3 separate regions of the Homo sapiens genome follow, and regions 1 and 2 are each linked to region 3. The links are chromatin contacts, found by Hi-C or POLR2A ChIA-PET in ENCODE. All regions are on one chromosome and are shown on one strand. The core of a region is the stretch at or near the end of the contact, and the rest is flanking DNA. Distances in the headings are between cores, read along the strand shown. Region 1 has its middle 18 kb from the start of CXCR4. Region 2 holds the start of MCM6 (minichromosome maintenance complex component 6). Region 3 overlaps TMEM163 (transmembrane protein 163).

Region 1 (2,917 bases), core at 337-2,836, 1.5 Mb after region 3:
GAGATGTTGCCCAGGGTGTCTCGAACTCCTGGGCTCAAGCCATCCTCCCACCTTGGCGGCCTCCCAAAGTGCTGGGATTTCAGGCGTGAGCCTCCACGCCTGGGCCAGGAGTGATTTTTCTATGGGAGTTATTATCCACTCATTTCTGCACCACCTTCTGCATTGATAGAAATCCTTTTCATCTTAGAGCCCATTTTCCATCCCATGTCCTGGGTAAAAGCTTCCTGATGGATATTCAGTTCCTTACTTCCCCAAATGCTTGCTGAGCACTCTGTCCCAGGCACCAGACATAGGGATAAAGGCAGTGCACAAGGCCGACCAGGAACCTGTCCTCATGGAGCTCACAAGGATCCAGACAAGTGCACCTGCACTTATAGTTCAACCTAAACCAAACGTGGAAGGCTTTCCAAAAGAGATGACCTCAAAACTAAGACAAAACAAGTAAATGGGAGTTAATGAGGTGAAGGGGGTAAAGTGAGGTGTTTTGCTTTTCCTTGCACTCATGGTATGAAGCATCTTCTGGCACTCTGTTTTGCATCAGCTTGTGTTGTTTCTATGCTCAATGTAGGCATGCTGTTTGTTACCTTTAAGGTGCTATAACTCTTTGAGAGCCAGAGAGTGTGGTACTTTTCCACTTATCCTTCTCAAGTTTTAGCACAGTATGGTATAGTTTGCAAGGAAGGAAAGTAGCATTTAAGGAGGGCCCATTGTGTGTCTGTCACTTTGTGTGCAAGAGGTAAAAGCTACTGTGTTACTGAAAGGAATGGGAAGCCATACAGTTAGGGCAGTGCCACAGGCTGGAAATCAGGATAGTGGTTGTATTTTTGTCTCCACTGCTGAGTGGGTGTGTGATTTTGGGTGAATCTCTAAACTTCCTCTGGGCCTGACCTGATTTCCTCATCAGTGGAATGAAGGTATTCCACTCCAGCATCTTCCAGCTCTGTCATCTACTTTTTCCTGTGGCCTTGCAGGCCATCTGGTTGTTGTTGAACTGGTGGGAAGACAACTGCAGAAGTTAGTTCAGGGGTTAAATCTGGAAACCCAATGTGGAAATGAAACCGCAGCCCTGAATACATTAAGTGCTGGGTTAGTTGGAGACTAAGGAAAGAAAGTCCCTGAGGAATGAGCCCATGTGAGCTTTAGCGCCTCTGTGCCCACTACCAGGAGCCCCCAGTGCAAGCTATCAGCCAGGGAGGAACAGTGTTTGCTCGGGCTTTGCTCTGTGGGCATGCAGAGCTTCCACCCGGCAGCATCTACACCTGCGGTCTTGTAACCTAGCTACAGAAATAGCAAGTATGTGCGCAGAAGGCAAGTTGATGAGCTAGACAGTGGGTACAGACACTTACAGCAGAACTTTGGTGCTGAAAACACCTAGTTCAGGACATCATGTACTAACTCAAGGGTGCCTCCCCCTTTTTGTCTCTCTTAAATTTTTCAAAACAGGAAGAAACTTTTCTTCAACTGCAGGCACCAATAACCTATGACCTTCTAGAGAGATCATTTTGGAAACCATCTAAGAAAGCTACCCTCACTGAGGGGATGCTAGTCACTCTTTTCCCCTCTCCCCACAACTCCCCACCCTCCTTTTTTTTTTGTAACTCTGGGCTTCTGGCAACAGTTTGGAAGGTTGGCACAAGGCCATCTGAAACCACAGTGGGGTGTTAGGTAATCTGTTCTCATTAAAATGCTGTTCTGTGGTTTAATTTTCAACGGTTTCTTTGCAGCTTGAAAACACACATACTATATTTTTTGAGGTAAGGAGAGATGGCTGTTACAGAGGCAAAAAGGCGGGAAGATGGGGTACCCCTAAGACACTTCCTGGTATGTTTCCAGAAAAGAAACAGCTGCTTTCATTCTAGAGGGGGCAAATTGAGCCTAAGGCAGCATTTAGGGAGCTTCCTGGACATAACTGACTCTAGGGACAAATGCTTCAAACACATCTGAAAACTCTCCAGATTGAAAGGATCAAATCATATGACCATTCCCCCACTTAGTCATTGAATTGAGCACTTTTATTGACTGTCTACCAAGTGCCAGGCACTGGGAGACATTTCAAATCACACCTGAGGACAGAGAGACAGAAACCACTGCCCAGCAGGAGATCACCACCAGGTGGTTGATGACAAATAGGGCGGTGCAGTACAGTGGGGTAAGCAAGCTGCTTGTTTCTTCTCATCCTCACCTTCATGGAATTCCCACCTTTTGAAGTGTATCAGTGAAGATAGCAAACTAAAGCCCAGGGTTATCATTTCTTTCTAAAAAAGAGAATTGCAACACATTCAAATGCTCTCATTGCCACAAAAAGGCCTTAAGGTTGCCAAGTTTTGAGTTCAAGCTTTAGATGAGTTGCATTCTGTCATGAGCAGCATAACCTCTGTAGGGGTGGTAGGGTGTAACCCCTTTCCTACCCATCATAAGGGTTACAGCCAATACTGCTATAACAAAAGACAGGTTAACAAGAGAAAAACATAGCAAATGTATTAATCAAAGTTTATATGACATAAAAGCCTTCAGAAATGAAGACTCAAAGACCCAGAGAAAGCTGTTTTTATGCTTAGGTTTAATGAAGAATGGACAGCGGGTAGAAATGTGATTGGAGAAAGGGTATGGTGTAATGGTGATAGACTGAGGGGGATATCCAGGGAGGCTGTCTGTTCAAATTCTTCTTGGCCTCTCTGTGCAGCATTCCCTCCTCCCAGGTATGGGGGCAGGACCCTCCGGAATGAAGGTCTTCAAAGGAGAAGGGAGAGAGTGACCTTTCTGGTTTTATGGCTTGCTTTAAGGGAGAGGGGTTCTATTTTCTATGATCTGCCGTGGGGAAGGAGAATTCTAGTTTGTATGGCTCACTTTGGGGGAGAAATGAAGAGAGGTGGAAGACAGGAGGGGAGAAGAAGGTCAGAAAGACTTTGCTTCTGAG
Region 2 (3,053 bases), core at 151-2,650, 1.2 Mb after region 3:
GTTTAATGGGCACAGAATGTCAGTTTGGAAGATGAAAAGAGTTTGGAGCCGGACACGGTGGCTCACGCCTGTAATCACTTTGGGAAGCCCAGGCGGGGGGATCACCTGAGGTCGGGAGTTCAAGACCAGCCTGACCAACATGGAGAAACCCCATCTCTACTAAAATACCAAATTAGCCGGGCGTGGTGGCGCATGCCTGTAATTCCAGCTAGTAGGGAGGCTGAGGCAGGAGAATAGCTTGAACCCGGGAGACGGAGGTTGCGGTGAGCTGAGATGGTGACACTGCACTCCGGCCTGGGCAACAAGGGCTAAATTACGCCTCAAAAAAAAAAAAGTTTGGAGATGGGAGAGTGGTGACGGCTGCACAACGAGGTGAATGCACTTAGTGCCACTGGACTCTACACTTAAAAATGGCTAAAATGGTCAACTTTGTTATGTATATTTTACTAAAAAAGAACTTCAAAAGCCATTCCAAACTGCTGACCCTTCATCCTGGAGGCCGTGGTGTATCTGCTCCAGGAAAAATAACCGGTGGGTGAGGCAAGCCAGGGAGGAGGTTGGGGTTATGAAGCTAGGAGCCCAGAGGCACAGAAAAAAAGAAGAGTAGAGAAAGGAAAGGAAGGCCAGAGGGAAAGGGGAGCAAGGGACCCAGAAGAAGGGATATGGTGAGCTACTCTCTGCAGGGCAGGGCTCCGCCCCCCAGCAGCTTTCAAACCACAGTTGACGCAGAAACTTTCATCAGCACAAGAGGCGAGGGTGGCCCGTGCCCTGCGAACCCCCAGCACCATGCTCCCGGCTGCGTGGCCCAGCAGGGCACCGACGAGATTCAATGGCACTTCGGCCTCCCACTCGACCTGGCCGCACCCAGCGGCCCAGTTACTATACTCAGCGAGCCCAGGTTTCCGCGCCGGTCACCGAGGGCTGTGCAAATACCAGGCTCGCGGGGTGGTGAGCATCAAGTGACAGAAGCAAAGCGCTGAGCACTGGGCACGAGCGTCTTAGGGCTCGAGATGGGTTTTACTCCAGAAAAACCCAGCCTGTCCCAGGCTCCTCGCGGCCGCCGGGCTCGGAGCCTAAAGTTGGGGGGCGGGCGGGGAGGCGCTTCCCGGACGCGCGACCCCCAGGTTCCGGAACACCCGCCGCCCACACGGCACCGCCTGGCCCAGACGCCGCAGGCTCCGGAGGCGGGCGAGGCCCGGGGCGCTCGCCGACTTACTCCTCCAAGAAGTCCAGGAACAGTTTCTGGCACTTCTCGGCCACCTCGTCGCGGACCTCCAGGTGCTGGCTGCCGGCGCCCGGCTCCGCTGCCGCCGCGAGGTCCATATTTGCTTAGTGCCGAGGATTCGCCTGCGCCACGCTCGACCGCCACAAGTCGCTTTTTTCCAGACGCTGCAGCTTTGCGCGCGCCGCCGCCGCTTCCGCCCCGCCCCCTCTTCCGACCTGCACGGCCGGAACCAATCGTGACACAGGAGCTGGAGATTTCGCGCCAAACCTGACCAATGAACGGCGCCTCTCCAAGAGCCCCAGCCCACGGAAAGGGATTTCGCGCCAAATGCAAAGCCCTTCTGGAGAAAGCCCATCTGCCTTTGCGCCTGCGCAGTGTAGCCGTGGCCCGCGGGTATTTTTGGCTGCTGGAACAAGTTCGAATCTGAGGGTTTTGTCCGAGTGGTTTTTCAAATGTTCTTTAAATCATTCCACTGATATTAATTGAACGATCGGAGTAAGACTCTATGGAAGAGAAAAATGAGTAAGCCGCTTCTGCTGTCTAGTTAGAGGAAATAATGGAAACCACAGTATAAAACCCTGTAAAAGAGTCAAAGAGATGTCTAAACCTTGCATGGGTAAGGTGGCACAATTATTGTGGTGGTGCTGACCGAGGAAAATCAGCGAAATATTTGACATTGGCCGGGCGCGGTGGCTCACAACCTGTAATCCTAGCACTTTGGGAGGCCGAGGCGTGTGGATCACCTGAGGTCAGGAGTTCGAGACCACCCTGGCCAACATGCAGAAACCCCATCTCCCCTAAAAATACAAAAATTAGTCGGGCGTGGTGGTGCACGCCTGTAATCCCAGCTACTCGGGTGGCCGAGGCAGGAGAATCGCTTGAACCTGGGAGGAGGAGGTTGCAGTGGGCCGAGATCGTGTCACTGCACTCCAGCCTGGGCAACACAGTGTGACTCCGTCTCAAAAAAAAAAAAAAAAAAAAGAAAGAAAAAGAAAAAGAAAGAAATATTTGACACTTTGATTAATCTTTTTTTCTTTTTCTTTTCTTTTTTTTTTCAGATGAAGTCTCACCCAGTCGCTCAGGCTCGAGAGCAGTGGCGCGATCTCGGGTCACTGCAACCTCCAGCTCCCGGGTCCAGGGGATTCTCCTGCCTCAGCCTCCTGAATAGCTGGGATTGTAGGCGCCCGCTACCATGCCCAGCCAATTTTTGTATTTTTAGTAGAGACAGGGTTTTCGCCATGTTGGCCAGGCTGCTCTCAAACTCCTGACCTCAGGTGATCCGTCTGCCTCGACCTCCCAAAGCGCTGGGATTACGGCCGTGAGCCACAGCGCCCGGCCTTAATACCCTTCTTAAAATGCACTATTGGCTTGAGTTATCCTTATGTTTTTTTCCCCCATCTTTCCCTAACCATTTCACTTGGTTTTTCTGCCATCTCTTTGGCCATTCCTGATTAGCATCCTTTGTAGGCGCCTCTCCTTCAGTGAGTCTTTTAAATGTTCTGGTTCCAGAGCCTTCTTTTCCCGTAAAGTCGCTCTCTTGGGCGACCCTTTACACTCCCTTGGCGTTAATTAACATCTGGGTACTGATGATATCTATATGTGTATTTCACCAACCAGTACCTTTTTTTGGCCTCCAAGACATTAAGAGAAACGGGGACCACTTCCATTTTTTGAGGCTTGTTGCATATTAAAAATATTTTTTCTTTCTTTTCTTTTTTTGAGACGAGGTCTTACTATGTTGTGCAGGCTGACCTTGAACACCTGGTCTCCAGCAATCTGCCTGCATCCGCCTCCCGAGTAGCTGGGATTTCCTGCCACCACCAAATCC
Region 3 (2,854 bases), core at 281-2,780:
GAGACCACCGCCAAGGAGTGACTCAAACAAGAAGCCAGGGCGCCCCGTGGCCACATCCTCACTGCAGAGGCATCTGTGAGAGCAGAGCCTGGGGCTGCTCCCCCTCACTTCCAAAGAACAGGAGGGGCCATGGGGACTCAATGAAAAGTCCTTTGATCACGACCAGGATATGCTGGCACTATAAGGACCAAAGTCCCTCACCACAGCAAATACGAACCCTCTTGATACCCACTCATGTGTTCCTGAGCTTCTGTTTCCCCTGGAGATTCCCTCCTACTTTGGGCACGAGGTCCCTTCCTCGGTCACAAGGTACCGAGTCTCTCCAGTCCTAGTTCTATCCTTCATCACACAGAAAAGAAGAATCAACAGTCAAGAGCCCAGCTACCTCTACATCCTTTACTTTTTGCTTTCAATTCTGATCATCTCCAGATGGAAGACACAAATCAGATCCCTAGTACAGATTCTCTAACACCCTCATTCCAAAGCTCATCAGTTATAACAAGTTAATTCCAACCAAGTTCCCCATCCTGGGGCGCAGCAGATTGTTTTTCTGAAGATGGCTATGCCAATGTGGTTCCCATTCCATGTGCATCTCTCTCAGTGTGACCCTGACATTCCGTCACTGACAGTGGGTCTGGTTTCCCTTCCCTTGAACCTGGGCAGACCTCTGCAACTTCTTTGACCAAGAGAGAATGTGGCAAAAGTGATGCAGCACACCTCCTGAGGCTGGGTCACACAAGGCAAATCGGCTTCCACCTGGTTGGCTCTTGGGACATGTGCCTTTAGAGCCCAGAGCCATCACTGAAGACGTCTGGCAACTGCAAGGCCACCATGCTAGAGGGATGAGGTGGAAAGACTACGAGAAGAGAGATGGACAAACAGCCCCATCTGTTCCAGCCCCCGGTTGTTCAAGGGTTCCCTGACCAGGCACCATGTGAGGAAGAAGCCTGTGAGATGACCCTAGCCCCAGCAACCCTCCAACTGTAACCCCATGAGGGACCCTGGGCCAGAACCACCCAGATGAGGGGCTCCCAAACTCCTGCCCCACCGAAACCATAAGCAATAAAGAGCGATTACTGCTGTTTTAGGCCACTGTGTTTTGGGATGATTTTCTGTGCAGCCACAGTGACTGAAACATGGGAACTTTAGTAGACGTGGCTCCTTCTCTCAAAATAGCAATTTACCTCCTCCAGGGTAGGTTTAGAACATCTTGTCAGTGTTTAATTTCACAACTCTACTTCCTAGTAGAGTAAATGGCACCTTTAAAAAAAAAAGTAAGAGTTTAATTTTTTACTTCAAGCTCTTAAGAATTTCACAATACCTCTTTCAAGGTCACTCTGGAGACCTCGCAGCATCTCACACAGGAGTTGGGCAGTCGCCATGGCTAGAAGTGCATGGCCTCCTGTGCTTCCAAAGGGCAGACCCCACGTGGGGGAACACTGGCAGGGCTGGGCAAGATTTGGGCTTCTCCCCTCCCTCTCCAGCAATCTTGCCCTGATACTACCCTTCCTCTACCACAACAGCCACGCCTACAGAGCAGGCTTCTGAAAAACCACAATCAGGCACACTTGTCAATACATAAAAGCAAAACAGCACTGGTGACGTTCATCAAATTCACTGAGAGCTGCTGGAATACCATGGCTGTGGGCAACAGCAGCAAATGACACAGAAAGGTGCATTAATGAGCTCAGGCAAGAGGAAAGAAGGCATGTCATGGGACCCCAGAGCTTCGATTTCAGAAAACCAAAGACTTGGCCTTTTAACTGAGTTTGGCTGGAATCTGAGATCACCTGCTCCCCATTTGTAACTGGAAACCTTTCCATAAAGAGCCAATTACTTGACATTAAAGTCCCCGATTTTAAAGGACTTTGAAACCAACACCACATAAGTGCTTGCATAAACAAAATGTCAGCTTGTGATATTCTGGCTCATGTCTTTTCTTTCAAGCACTGCCCCGTTCTTCCTATCAGCTGCTGGGTCTTCACAGGACTCTAGGAACTCAATCCCTGCCCTGTGGAAGGCTTGCCCTCTGCACCCCAGGTTGCTCTCAAAGGACCCCCTCTGGGAACGATGTCTGTGTCCCTGTCCAGCCGTGTCAGCAGCCCAGTGATTGGGACTGGGGACTGCTTCTCCTTTCCTCACCAGCAGTGAGCTGGCCCTCAGCAAAGACTAAGAGCAAATAAGGCAAAGACTGGCACCTGGCCCGTAGTTCTCAGGCTCCCAAAGGCTGTGAGTCCTGCCGTGTGGCAGAATCCTCACTACTAGTGGTGCCAGTTCAGCAGGCCCTGAGATTCTAAGCTGACTCTCAGGAGCACAGACACCCCTGCAGCAAGGAGACCCACCCCTCCCCAACTCCTGGCTCCTGTAGTCCAGGATCACTTGCTACTTCTCCCCAAACCATTTCAGATCCAGCCACAGATGACCATGGCGCTGCCCTCCCTCTCCCATGTCTGGCCACTCTGTCTCCAGCCTGGCTCTACAGGAACACTGACCTCCCTGGGTTCAAGCCCGAAACAAACTCCTCTGCACATGGCTGCTGCTGCATGGTGCTGCAGCCCCCAGGGATGCCACAGCTCTCTGCTCCTTGCTGACAATACCTCCACCACCCTCTTCTGGGATCCCTTTCTTCCCACCACTGGCTATGAAATGCCATTGTTAACCTCCTCCACATTCCCCACCCCCTGGAAAGACAGTGGTCACAGAATAGAAAGAACACAGGAACTGGGGTTGACGAGCATGAATATGGGCCACAGCCCCACCCCTGAGGGGCTTGACACAGGCTTTAGAGCCACACCCAGCCATCTGAGTCCAAATCCTAGCTCCACCCCTCTCTAGCTGTGACTTAGGACAAACT

The links. A loop is a pair of places that touch in the nucleus more often than their neighbours do. ChIA-PET counts read pairs that join two places held with the same protein, here RNA polymerase II (POLR2A). Pooled maps may share reads with other maps.
Region 1: a map of CD4-positive, alpha-beta memory T cell shows a loop between it and region 3 (15-fold over the local background). The contact joins two enhancer-like sites. A Hi-C loop is called at or near these places in 1 of 168 maps with a recorded cell type or tissue (CD4-positive, alpha-beta memory T cell) and 4 of 50 pooled maps. POLR2A ChIA-PET finds 5 or more read pairs at or near these places in 1 of 52 experiments (T-cell).
Region 2: a map of naive thymus-derived CD4-positive, alpha-beta T cell shows a loop between it and region 3 (29-fold over the local background). The contact joins the promoter of MCM6 here to the enhancer-like site in region 3. A Hi-C loop is called at or near these places in 1 of 168 maps with a recorded cell type or tissue (naive thymus-derived CD4-positive, alpha-beta T cell) and 4 of 50 pooled maps. POLR2A ChIA-PET finds 5 or more read pairs at or near these places in 1 of 52 experiments (OCI-LY7).

The regions. Positions count from the first base shown.
Region 1 is chr2:136,135,050-136,137,966 of GRCh38, forward strand. No RefSeq gene overlaps it. Among named protein-coding and RNA genes, the nearest start is that of CXCR4, 18 kb to the left of the region's middle. RefSeq lists an enhancer at 1,579-1,628. Within about 2 kb of position 1,587, at least 16 of the 41 ENCODE cell types and tissues checked have a DNase peak (open chromatin) inside an H3K27ac peak, as active enhancers do.
Region 2 is chr2:135,875,043-135,878,095 of GRCh38, forward strand. MCM6 (minichromosome maintenance complex component 6) reads right to left here and starts at 1,401. Exons shown (of 17, transcript NM_005915.6): 1 at 1,217-1,401. The coding sequence starts at 1,323. RefSeq lists enhancers at 491-1,026, 796-925, 1,616-1,675 and a silencer at 996-1,155.
Region 3 is chr2:134,668,986-134,671,839 of GRCh38, forward strand. All of the region lies in intron 2 of TMEM163 (transmembrane protein 163), which reads right to left. Among named protein-coding and RNA genes, the nearest start is that of TMEM163, 49 kb to the right of the region's middle. Within about 2 kb of position 1,531, at least 9 of the 41 ENCODE cell types and tissues checked have a DNase peak (open chromatin) inside an H3K27ac peak, as active enhancers do.